Linked DNA regions of Homo sapiens: region 2 is linked to region 1. Evidence: read pairs that join two places in POLR2A ChIA-PET (ENCODE). Cell type or tissue: PC-9. All regions are shown on one strand.

Region 1 (5,000 bases):
GGAAAGGGAGGAAGGGAGGAAGGGACGAAGGAAGGAAGGCAGGAAGGCAGGAAGGAAGGAAGGAAGGAAGGCAGGAAGGCAGGAAGGAAGGAAGGAAGGAAGGAAGGAAGGCAGGAAGGCAGGAAGGCAGGAAGGCAGGCAGGCAGGCAGGAAGGCAGGCAGGCAGGCAGGTTGGCTCACCAGGTGATTCTAATGACTGGCTGGCTATGTTTGGGCCCGCTAAAACCAGTTACTTCTTAAGCTCTTAGGCTCTGTATTTCCCTTCAATTGGTACAAAAGGGTTCAGAACTGATAGCAGGAGAGTTAAACATAACATTTCTAATGCAAGGAGTCAGCATGTTTTAAAGAATCATCCAAATAAAGGCTGAGGATAATCTGTTTCCTAAAGTCCTTCCAGAATGCCATCTACAGTAGCAGCTTCGGGGTAGAAAGGGTGGGATCCATCACATTCAAATAATGAAGGTGTGAGTTAACCCTTTCAGATTCAATTCATTGTGAAGACTAATTGTTAGTCAGATACTGTGCTAGGTTTTGTGGATACAGAAATGAAGATGACAAAGACGTCATCCATAAAGAGTTCAGGCAAGTAATAAAAAAGCACTGCTTAAAATTACCTCTTCTGAGATCATATATACCAACTTAAAAAGATTACCAAGGTATATTAAGTATGGGAAAAAAGGTTACAAAAAAGATGTATAGTATCATTCCAATCAAATGGGGGAAAAAAGTATATGACCATGTACAAATAAACATGTGTGACTTGTACATGTATATGTAGTAAGATACATAATCAAAATACCAATAATTAGCTATGGAACAAGGAATGGGATATAAAAGGATTGTAGGCAGGGGAAGAATATGTACAGATTAAAAAAAAAATTTTTATTCCATACACTTTTTTATTCATCTGTATGTATTTATATATTGCTTTAGAATTTTTAATGACTTACTATTTTTTTTTAGACAGAGTCTTGCTTTGTCACCCAGGCTGGAGTGCAGCAGTGCAATCTCGGCTCACTGCAACCTCCGCCTCCCGGGTTCAAGTGATTCTCCTGCCTCAGCCTCCCAAGTAGCTGGGACTACAGGGATGCGCCACCACGTCTGGCTAAACTTTTCGTATTTTTAGTAGAGATGGGGTTTCACCATGTTAGCCAGGCTGGTCTCAAACTCCTGACCTCAGGCAATCTGCCTGCCTCAGCCTCTGAAAGTGCTGGGATTACAGATGTGAGTCACCACGTCTGGCCTAATGGCTTACTTTTATATAAAAGAATCACCTAGTATTAATACAATAGTGAGGTCCAAAATAGTCTAACAGTGTTAGCTTATTTTAACAAACAAGAGTCACCAGAATATCAAGTTAATAATGACAACGATGTGAGAAATACCTGTTCCATCCGTTGGGCCATCTCTTTGTGTAACTGCTGAACTGCATTTTTAGCTGTAACGTCTTGAGCTATTAGTTGATCTCTGGAAGCTTTAACTTCTTTATTAAGTTCTTCTATTCTTGATTCTAACTGTAAAGAAAATTATTTCCAAATTATTTTTATAGCTATACCAAATACACCACCAATACTGCAAATAAATATAAACAAAGTAAATAAACATAAAGAATACAATGAATATACTTCAGCTATTGAAATAAAAACTTTTAGCAATGTTTCTATATCTCACTGTCATTTAGTAAAAATCTGGAGATTCCATTAAGTTAAGGTATCTGGCAACCCCTAGAACATCCACAAAGGAATAACACAAAGAAATACAGTAGAGTCCCGCCTTATCTGTGGCTTCACTTTCTATGGTTTCAGCAACCTTCAGTCACCCACAGTTCAAAAATATTAAATAAAAACTTCCAGAAATAATTCACAAGTTTTCAATTGCATGCCATTCTGAGTAGTGTGATGAAAACTTGTGTTGTCTCACTATGTCTCACTGAGACTGTGAGTCATCCCTTTGTCCAGCATGTCTGCATTGTACACACTACCTGCCAGTTAGTCGCTTAGTAGCCATCTCAGTTACCAGACTGACTATGGCAGGACGACAGTGCTTGTGTGCAGCAACACTTAGCCCTTAATTAATAAGTGAGTTTACTTATTAGTGGCCCCAGAGTATAAGAATAGTGATGCTGGCAATTCACATGTGCCAAAGAGAGGCTTTAAAGTGCTTATTTTAAGTGAAATGGTGACTTGAAAGAAAAAAATCATATACTGAGGTTGCTAAGATCTACAGTAAGAATGAATCTTCTATCCATGAAACTGTGAAGAAGAAAAAAGAAATTCATGCTAGTTTTGCTGTCACACCTCAAACTTCAAAAGTTATGGCCACACTGCATAAGTACTTTGTTAAGACGGGAAAGGAGCCAGGTAGTGGCTTATGCCTGTAATCCCAGCACTTTGGAAAGCTGAGGAGAGGGAATTGCCTGAGGTCAGGAGTTCAAGACCAGCATGGTCAACACAGCAAGACCCAATCTCTACAAAAAATTTTAAAAATTAGCTGGGCATGGTGGTGCATGCCTATAGTCCCATCTACTCAGGAGGCTGAGGCAGGAAGATTGCTAGAGCCAAGGAGTTTGAGGCTACAGTGAGCTGTGATCCCACCATGGTACGCCAGCCAGAGTGATGAGACCCTGTCTCTGAAAAAAAAAAAAAAGGATGAAAAGGGCATTCACTTGTCAGGGGCAGACATAAACAGAAACATATTCTGATTGATGGCAATCGAGTTCAGTGCTATTGACAATTTCATGCATCTACTTAGGATCTTGGAATAAATTCCCCTCAGATAAGGGGGAACTCTGTACTGTATAGTGAAAATATCATGAAAGAAATTTAAATGTTATATTGGACAACATTCACTTAATGCAAAAGAAGGCAGTGAAGGAGGAATAGGGGAAGAAAAAAGACATGAAACATGGAAAACGAAAGATATGGCAGACATAAATCCCACCATCAATAATATTAAATGAAAGTGGATTTAATAATCCTATCAAAAGGCAGAAACTAACAGACTTAATTAAAGAAACAAGATTCAACTATATGTTGTCTATAGAAGGCATTTTAGGTTCAAAATGCAAGTAAACTGAAAAGAGTGGAAAAAAATATATAATGCAAACAGCAATCATAAGGAAGAGTGGCTATATTTACATAAAAAACAGACTAAAATTAAGAATGTTACCAGAGATAAAGAATAGCTCACAAAAATAAAACAGATCAAGCCATCAGAAAGATCTAACAGATAAATGTATATGCATCTAAGAATGTAGCATCAAAATATATGAGGCAAAAACTAACAGAAATAAAAGGGAAAATAAGTCAACAATAGTTGGAGACTTCACTATCCTACTTTCAATAATAAATAGAATTAGGCAGAAAATTAACACAGAAATAGGAGACTTAAACACTACAAAACAATGGAATCTAATACATCTATACAACACTCCACCCAGGAACAGCAGTGTATACGTTTTCATCTAGTGCACATGGAATATTCCATGACAGAGGATATGCTAGGTTACAAACAAACTTCCATAAATTTAAAAGATTAAAATCATATGAAGCATATTCTCCAACCATAATGGAATGAGACCTCAGTAACAGAAAGAAATATGGGAAATTCACAAATTTGTGAAAATTAAACCACATACTGCTAAAGAAACACAGAAGAAATTGCAAGGGAAATTAGAAAGTACTAGATGACTAATAAAAATGCAAACATAATATACCACAACTCAGGAGACACATCTAAAGGAATGCTTAGAGGAAAATTTATAACTACAAATACCTATATTAAAAAAGAAGAAAGGGGGCCAGGCGGGGTGGCTCAAGCCTGTAATCTCAGCACTTTGGGAGGCAGAGGCAGGAGGCTCACTTGAGGTCAGGAGTTCGAGACCAGCCTGGCCAACACTGTGAAACCCCGTCTCTACCAAAAATACAAAAATTAGCTGGGCATGGTGGCGGGTGCCTGTAATCCCAGCTACTTGGGAGGCTGAGGCAGGAGAATCGCTTGAACTCAGGAGGTGGAAGTTGCAGTAAGCCAAGATCACGCCACTGCACTCCGGTCTGGGTGACAAGAGCGAAATGACGTCTCAAAAAAAAAAAAAAAAAGAAGACAGGGTATCAAATTAATAACCTATACTTGCATCTTAAGACACCAGAAAAACAGCAAACTAAACCAAACACAAAGAGGAGGAAGAAAAAAATAAAAACTAGAATGGAAAAACAGAGACAAGGCCAGGTGAAGTGGCTCATGCCTGTAATCTCAGCACTTTGGGAGGCTGAGGCAGGTGGATCGCTTGAGCTCACAAGTTCGAGACGAGCCTGGGAAACATAGTGAAAACCCATCTCCACAAAAAAATACAAAAATTAGCTGGATGTGGTGATGCACGCCTGTAGTAGCAGCTACTCGGGAGGTTGAGGTGGGAGGATCACTTGAGCCTCATAGGTAGAGGTTGCAGTGAACCGAGATCGCAACATCGCACTCCAGCCTGGGTGAAACAGCCAGACCTTGTCTCAAAAAAAAAAAAAAAAAGAAAAGAAAAAGAAAAACAGAGACAACAAACAAAACCAAAAACTGGTTCTCTGAAAAGATGAAGAAAACTGACAAACCTTTAGCTGGAATGACTGAAGAAAAAAGAAAGATGACTGAAATTACTAGAATCAAAATGAAAGAGGGACATTACTACTGACCTTATAGAAATAAAAATAATTGAATAAATAAATAGTATGAACAATTTAACTTAGAGACAAAATGAACAATTCCTAGAAAGACACAAACTACCAAAACTGTCTCAAGAAGAAATAGAAGATCTGAATAGACCTATAACAAGTAGAGACTGAATTAGCATAATAAAAAAGAACAACAACAACAAAAACCTACCCACAAAGAAAAATTCAGTCCCAGGTGGCTACACAGGTAAAATTCTTTAAAACAATTAAAGAAGAATACCAATTCTTCACAAATTTTTGCTCTTCCCCCAAAAAGTAACACTTCCCAACTCACTCTATTAA
Region 2 (5,000 bases), 260 kb after region 1:
TGCAGTGGCACAATCTTGGTTCACTGCAGCCTCAAACTCGTGGGCTTCACACTGATCATTACAGAAATGCAAATCAAAACTGCAATGAGATACCATACCGTCAGAATGGCTATTATTAAAAAGTCAAAAAATAACAGATGCTGGTGAGGTTGCAGAGAAAATGGAATGCTTATACACTGCTGGTGGAAATGTAAATTAGTTCAACTATTGTGAAAAGTAGTTTGGTGATTTCTTAAAGAACTTAAAACAGAACTACCATTCAACCCAGAAATCCCATTATTGGATATATACCCAAAGGAATATAAATGGTTCTACCATAAAGACATATGCACATGTATGTTTATTGCAGCACTACTCATAATAGCAGAGATATGGAATCAACCTAAATGGTCATCAACAGTAGACTGGATAAACAAAATATGGTGCATATATACCATGGAATACTATGCAGCCATAAAAAAGAACAAGACCATGTCCTTTGCAGCAAGGAAGAATGGAGCTGGGGGTCATTTTCATAAGCAAACTAATGCAAGAACGGATAACCAAATACCACATGTTCTCACTTTTAAGTGGGATCTAAATACTGAGTACACATGGACACACAAAAGGGAACAACAGACACCACAGCCTACTTGAGGGTGGAGGGTGAGAGGAGAGTAGGGATTGAAAAATTACCTATTGAGCACTATGCTTACTACCTGTGTGATTAAATAATCTCCACACCAAACCCCTATGACACACAATTTACCTATATAACAATTTGCACATTTGCCCTGAATCTAAAATAAAAGTTTAAAAAGAAAAAGAAGAATAATCAGAAAATTAAATATTTTTAAAAATATATTTAAGGTAAAACTGGAATGTATTGTGTTAAATGAAATAAAATATTTAGGCCAGGCGTGGTGGCTCATGCCTGTATTTCCCAGCACTTTGGGAGGCCGAGGCGGGCAGATCACCTGAGGTCAGGAGTTCGGGACAGCCTGGCCAACGTGGTGAAACCCAGTCTCTACTAAAAATACAAAAATTAGCCGGGCATGGTGGTGCACACCTGTAATCCCAGCTACCTGGGAGGCTGAGGCATGAGAATTGCTTGAACCCAGGAACTGGAGGTTACAGTGAGCTGAGATCACACCACTGCACTCTAGCCTGAGCAACAGAGCAAGCCTGTCTCAAAAATAAATAAATAAATAAAATCAAAAATTAAAATGAAATAAAATGTTTACAAACAAACCAACAACAATAAAAAAAAACCTCCTGGGCTTCAGTAATCCTCCCGCCTCAGCCTCCCAGGTAGCTAGGACTACAGGCACATACCATGACACTCGCCTAGTTTTGTTGTTGTTGTTGTTAATTTATTATTTATAAAGATGGGGCCTCCAACTCCTAGGCTCAAGTGATCCTTCCACCTCGGCCTCCCATAGCGCTTGGATTATATGTGTGAGTCACTCTGCCAGCCCCAAATATTCACAAAACTTCTTGGCACTCATAGGAAGTGCCAGGCTGTTTGTTACCATCTCATGGGGCACACAGACCAGTGAACAACACAGCACAGTGAGGTAGATGCTCTGATAAGACAGAAACACGAGGGATTCTGGGAACACACAAGAGGACACTGAAGCAGCAACGGCTGCACTGAGTTCCATGAATTTGAAGAGTGCGACGAGCTGGCTGAGTGGGATGAGTTCGAGTTAGTGAGGTGACAGGAAAGGTACAGTGAGTGCAGCTTTCCAGGCAGAAAGGACAGTGGGAACAGAGGCAGGGAGATGAGCCTTTTCAGGGTCAAACAGCTCTGTTGCTGTAGCAGAAAGGGAGAAGCCAGGAATGAAGCAAGTGAGGCTGGAAAGGTGGGTGCAGCACTGTTCCAGGGCCTAGAGTGCTGAGCTGAGGTGATTAGACAGCACTGAAGAGTGTTGGTGCCCCGGGGATCCCCCAGGGGCTGAGAGCAGGGGGAGCACAGGAGGCAGTTGTACCCCCCAGGTGAGAAGCTATGGGGTGGTGGAAAAGCCAATGGGGAAGAGAGGACTGATGGCAGCAACCTTCTGGAAGTTGTGCCTGAGCAGAGTGTGAGGGAGGAGAAGAGCTGAGGCCGACTCTGCAGTTTCCAGCAATTTGAGTGGTTAGGTGAACAGCGTCATGCAGCCCTCAGATGTGGGGCCTGCTGTGTGCCAGGTGTCTCCAGGAACTGCAGAGCATGAGCAGGGCAAACAAGTCCTGCTCTCCTGGGCTGCTTTGGGGGTGGGGATGGAGACAATGAGCAGGAAAAGAGTCACACTCAGAAGTGGCTGCAGGTTGGGGAGTTGAAGGGAGAAAGTGAAAGGCCCATGGTGCTCCCAGGGGAGTTAGAACACTGGGTCTGAGCCCTGGAGCTCAGCCCCTTACATCAGCACCCTGTTCCACGTGGGCCTGCTCAGGAGGGCTCAAGAAATAGAAAAGTCAGAGGCTGTGGCAAGAATGCTGACGTCTCATGGATAAGAGGAGAGGGAACAGCGTTCCGCGGGCCTCCATGCAAGCTGGAACTGGAAAGTGGGGCAGGACGGATGGTGTCTTGCCTTTTTGCCTTCTCTTTCTCCTTCCCTTCCTTTCCTCATATTGCAAATGGCCCGGCCTGGCATCCACCCTCTATTCTACCGGTGTCAAGAGACTATTAGCAATGGGTCCTGGTTTCCTTTCAAATTCTCAGGGCGAATCTGATGGTGTAACTCTTCCTTTTGAAGGAAGCCTCAAGTCTCTGTTCCCAGCCCTGGCTGTCAATTGGGGTCAGCAGGGCCAGGTTACAAGGTCCCACTCAGCAGCCGTTTTGCTTGAGTTGACTCTCCCACCAGGGTGGCTAGGAGCAAATTGAGCTATCTCTGTTTCACAAATGAGGAAGCAAAGAAGTTAGGTGACTCACCCAAAGTCTCAAAGGAATCTCTTTCAAAACTAGGACTCAAAAATGAAGTTTCCTGACTCCAATTTCCTGGACTTTACCATGGCCCTTAGTTCAGGCTTTCGAAGGGCTCCAACTGGACAGTTTCACCCCGGCAAACCCTTTGATAGCCATCTCCCTGAACACTTCCTGTAACCGCAGCACCCTCCCTGCAGGCTGGGGACAGCTCGATATCTCCATTTTGCCTGTCCTCTCTCCCCCTTTCCTCTCTTGCCCCAGCCCCTTTAATTACCTCTTCCCTAAATCCTCTCTAGTTTATTGATGGAGACTTGGCAAATCCCAGAGGCTCTAGACAAAACAAAAATCAATCAGAAATGTATGCAGAGTGAATTTAAAATGGGAATTCACCGCCTTTTCCAAGAACAAAACTGAAGGGAAAAAAATAAAAAACCCCACCACTTAAAACCATCAATAGGAATCTTGGGCCTCTGGAAGCTCAGCACTGTCTCCTCCTCTCCAAAACCTGGGTGCAATTTAACCCCTTGTGGCTTTGCAACGTCCACACAGGGTTCATTCACATTCCGATTCAAATTCATTGGGTTTTTGGCCTCAGGAATCAGACGATCTGGTTCCTAGCTCATGCTCAATCCTCTGGGGGTGCTACCACTGACCCCACCCTGGACCACAGGATCAGAAACGATCCATTCCAATGCAGACAGTCCTCAGAGCAGACTGAGTAACGCTGCCCTGCAATCCAGGTAGCGAGTGTTTCCGCTGAGCTCAGATGGGGTAGGAGGGCTCTAGGCCCCCTGGGTGTGTTGGCTGAAAGTGTCCAGAGGAAGAGAACTGAGCTTCAGGATCACCTACTGTCCTAAACCAATTCTCAGCAGCAGAGATGTTCCTTCAAACACCAGGGGCTTCTCCAGCTGAGACAAGAAGGAGGGGGTACCCACCAGAAGGCAGTTGCTTTACAGACTTTATCCTGTTTAATTCTCACAGTGATCTGGACAGCAGATATTATTTCCCCCCATTTCACAGATGGAGACCTTGAGTAACTTGCCCAAGGCCACAGGTGGGCAGGGCACAAGGCAGTCCCACTGAAGCAGTGTCTCTGACCAGACTTCTCACCCAGGCACTCTTTTGTGATCATGTATTGTCAAAAGCCATTCCTGAAACTATTCTCAGCGTCATGCCTACACATTCTGTATCACAGCCAGCTCAAAAGCCACTCCTCTGAGGATGTCCCCCGACCCAAGAAGCCTGCACCCCCTTCTCAGCACAGCCCCACACTCTGGCTCTTCCAGGCAATCTGCCCCTACTCACAGTGCTCTCGTGTATTGCATTAATCCCCTGCTGTTGTGTTTAATATAGCACCTGGCACATAGTAGGTACTCAGTCATGCCTGTTGAATGAAGAAATGAATGATTGTCCCATTTTTTATCCCTCTTGGGGTTTCTGTGAAAAGGAAAATAAAAACTACAAAATGTCTTTTCTAGTTCAGATTGGTGAAACAGATTATTGCTAAAGGGCACATCAGGTCTGGTTGGGCATGGGGTGGGATAAAGCAGGAGGAAGGCTTCATGGAGGAGGTGGCCTTTGAACAAAGCCTTGAAGGGATGAAATAATTTTTTTTCCTTATTGTGGTAAAATATACATAAAATTTACTATCTTAATAATGTTTAGCGTACAGTTCAGTGACATTAAATACATTTAAATTGTTGTGCAGCTATCACCACTATTCATCTCCAGAACTTTTTCATCACCCCAAACCGAAACTGTACCCCATTAAACAGTAACTCCCCATTCTCCTTCTCCCTAGCCCCTGGAAACTACTATTCTACTTTCTATCTCTATGAATTTGATATTCTCGGCACCTTATATAAGTGGAATTATACAGTATTTGTCCTTTTGTGTCTGTCTTGTTTCACTTAGCATGTCTTCAAGGTTCATCCATGTTGTGGCATATATCAGAATTTCATTCTTTCAGGGATGAATAATATTCCATTGTATGTATATACCACATTTTATTTATCCCTTACTTGTCAATGGACACTTGGGTTGCTCCTACCTTTTGGCTATTTTGAATAATACTGTTATGAACATTAGTGTACAGATATCTATTTGAGTCCTTGCT

Evidence for each region. Peaks named below come from ENCODE experiments on the same cell type or tissue, not always from the same donor. Only the 100,000 strongest peaks of a DNase experiment are listed, where the experiment ranks them.
Region 2: POLR2A ChIA-PET joins it to region 1 with 7 read pairs; 3 of 35 experiments call an interaction of 5 or more read pairs at or near these places.

The regions. Positions count from the first base shown.
Region 1 is chr10:114,149,707-114,154,706 of GRCh38, forward strand. CCDC186 (coiled-coil domain containing 186) reads right to left here. Exons shown (of 16, transcript NM_018017.4): 4 at 1,386-1,514. Among named protein-coding and RNA genes, the nearest start is that of MIR2110, 22 kb to the right of the region's middle. In PC-9, no CTCF peak of the experiment used is centred here; a DNase peak (open chromatin) is centred at 1,955; H3K27ac peaks cover 1,563 bases.
Region 2 is chr10:114,406,196-114,411,195 of GRCh38, forward strand. No RefSeq gene overlaps it. Among named protein-coding and RNA genes, the nearest start is that of AFAP1L2, 4.2 kb to the left of the region's middle. In PC-9, no CTCF peak of the experiment used is centred here; a DNase peak (open chromatin) is centred at 2,936; H3K27ac peaks cover 1,388 bases.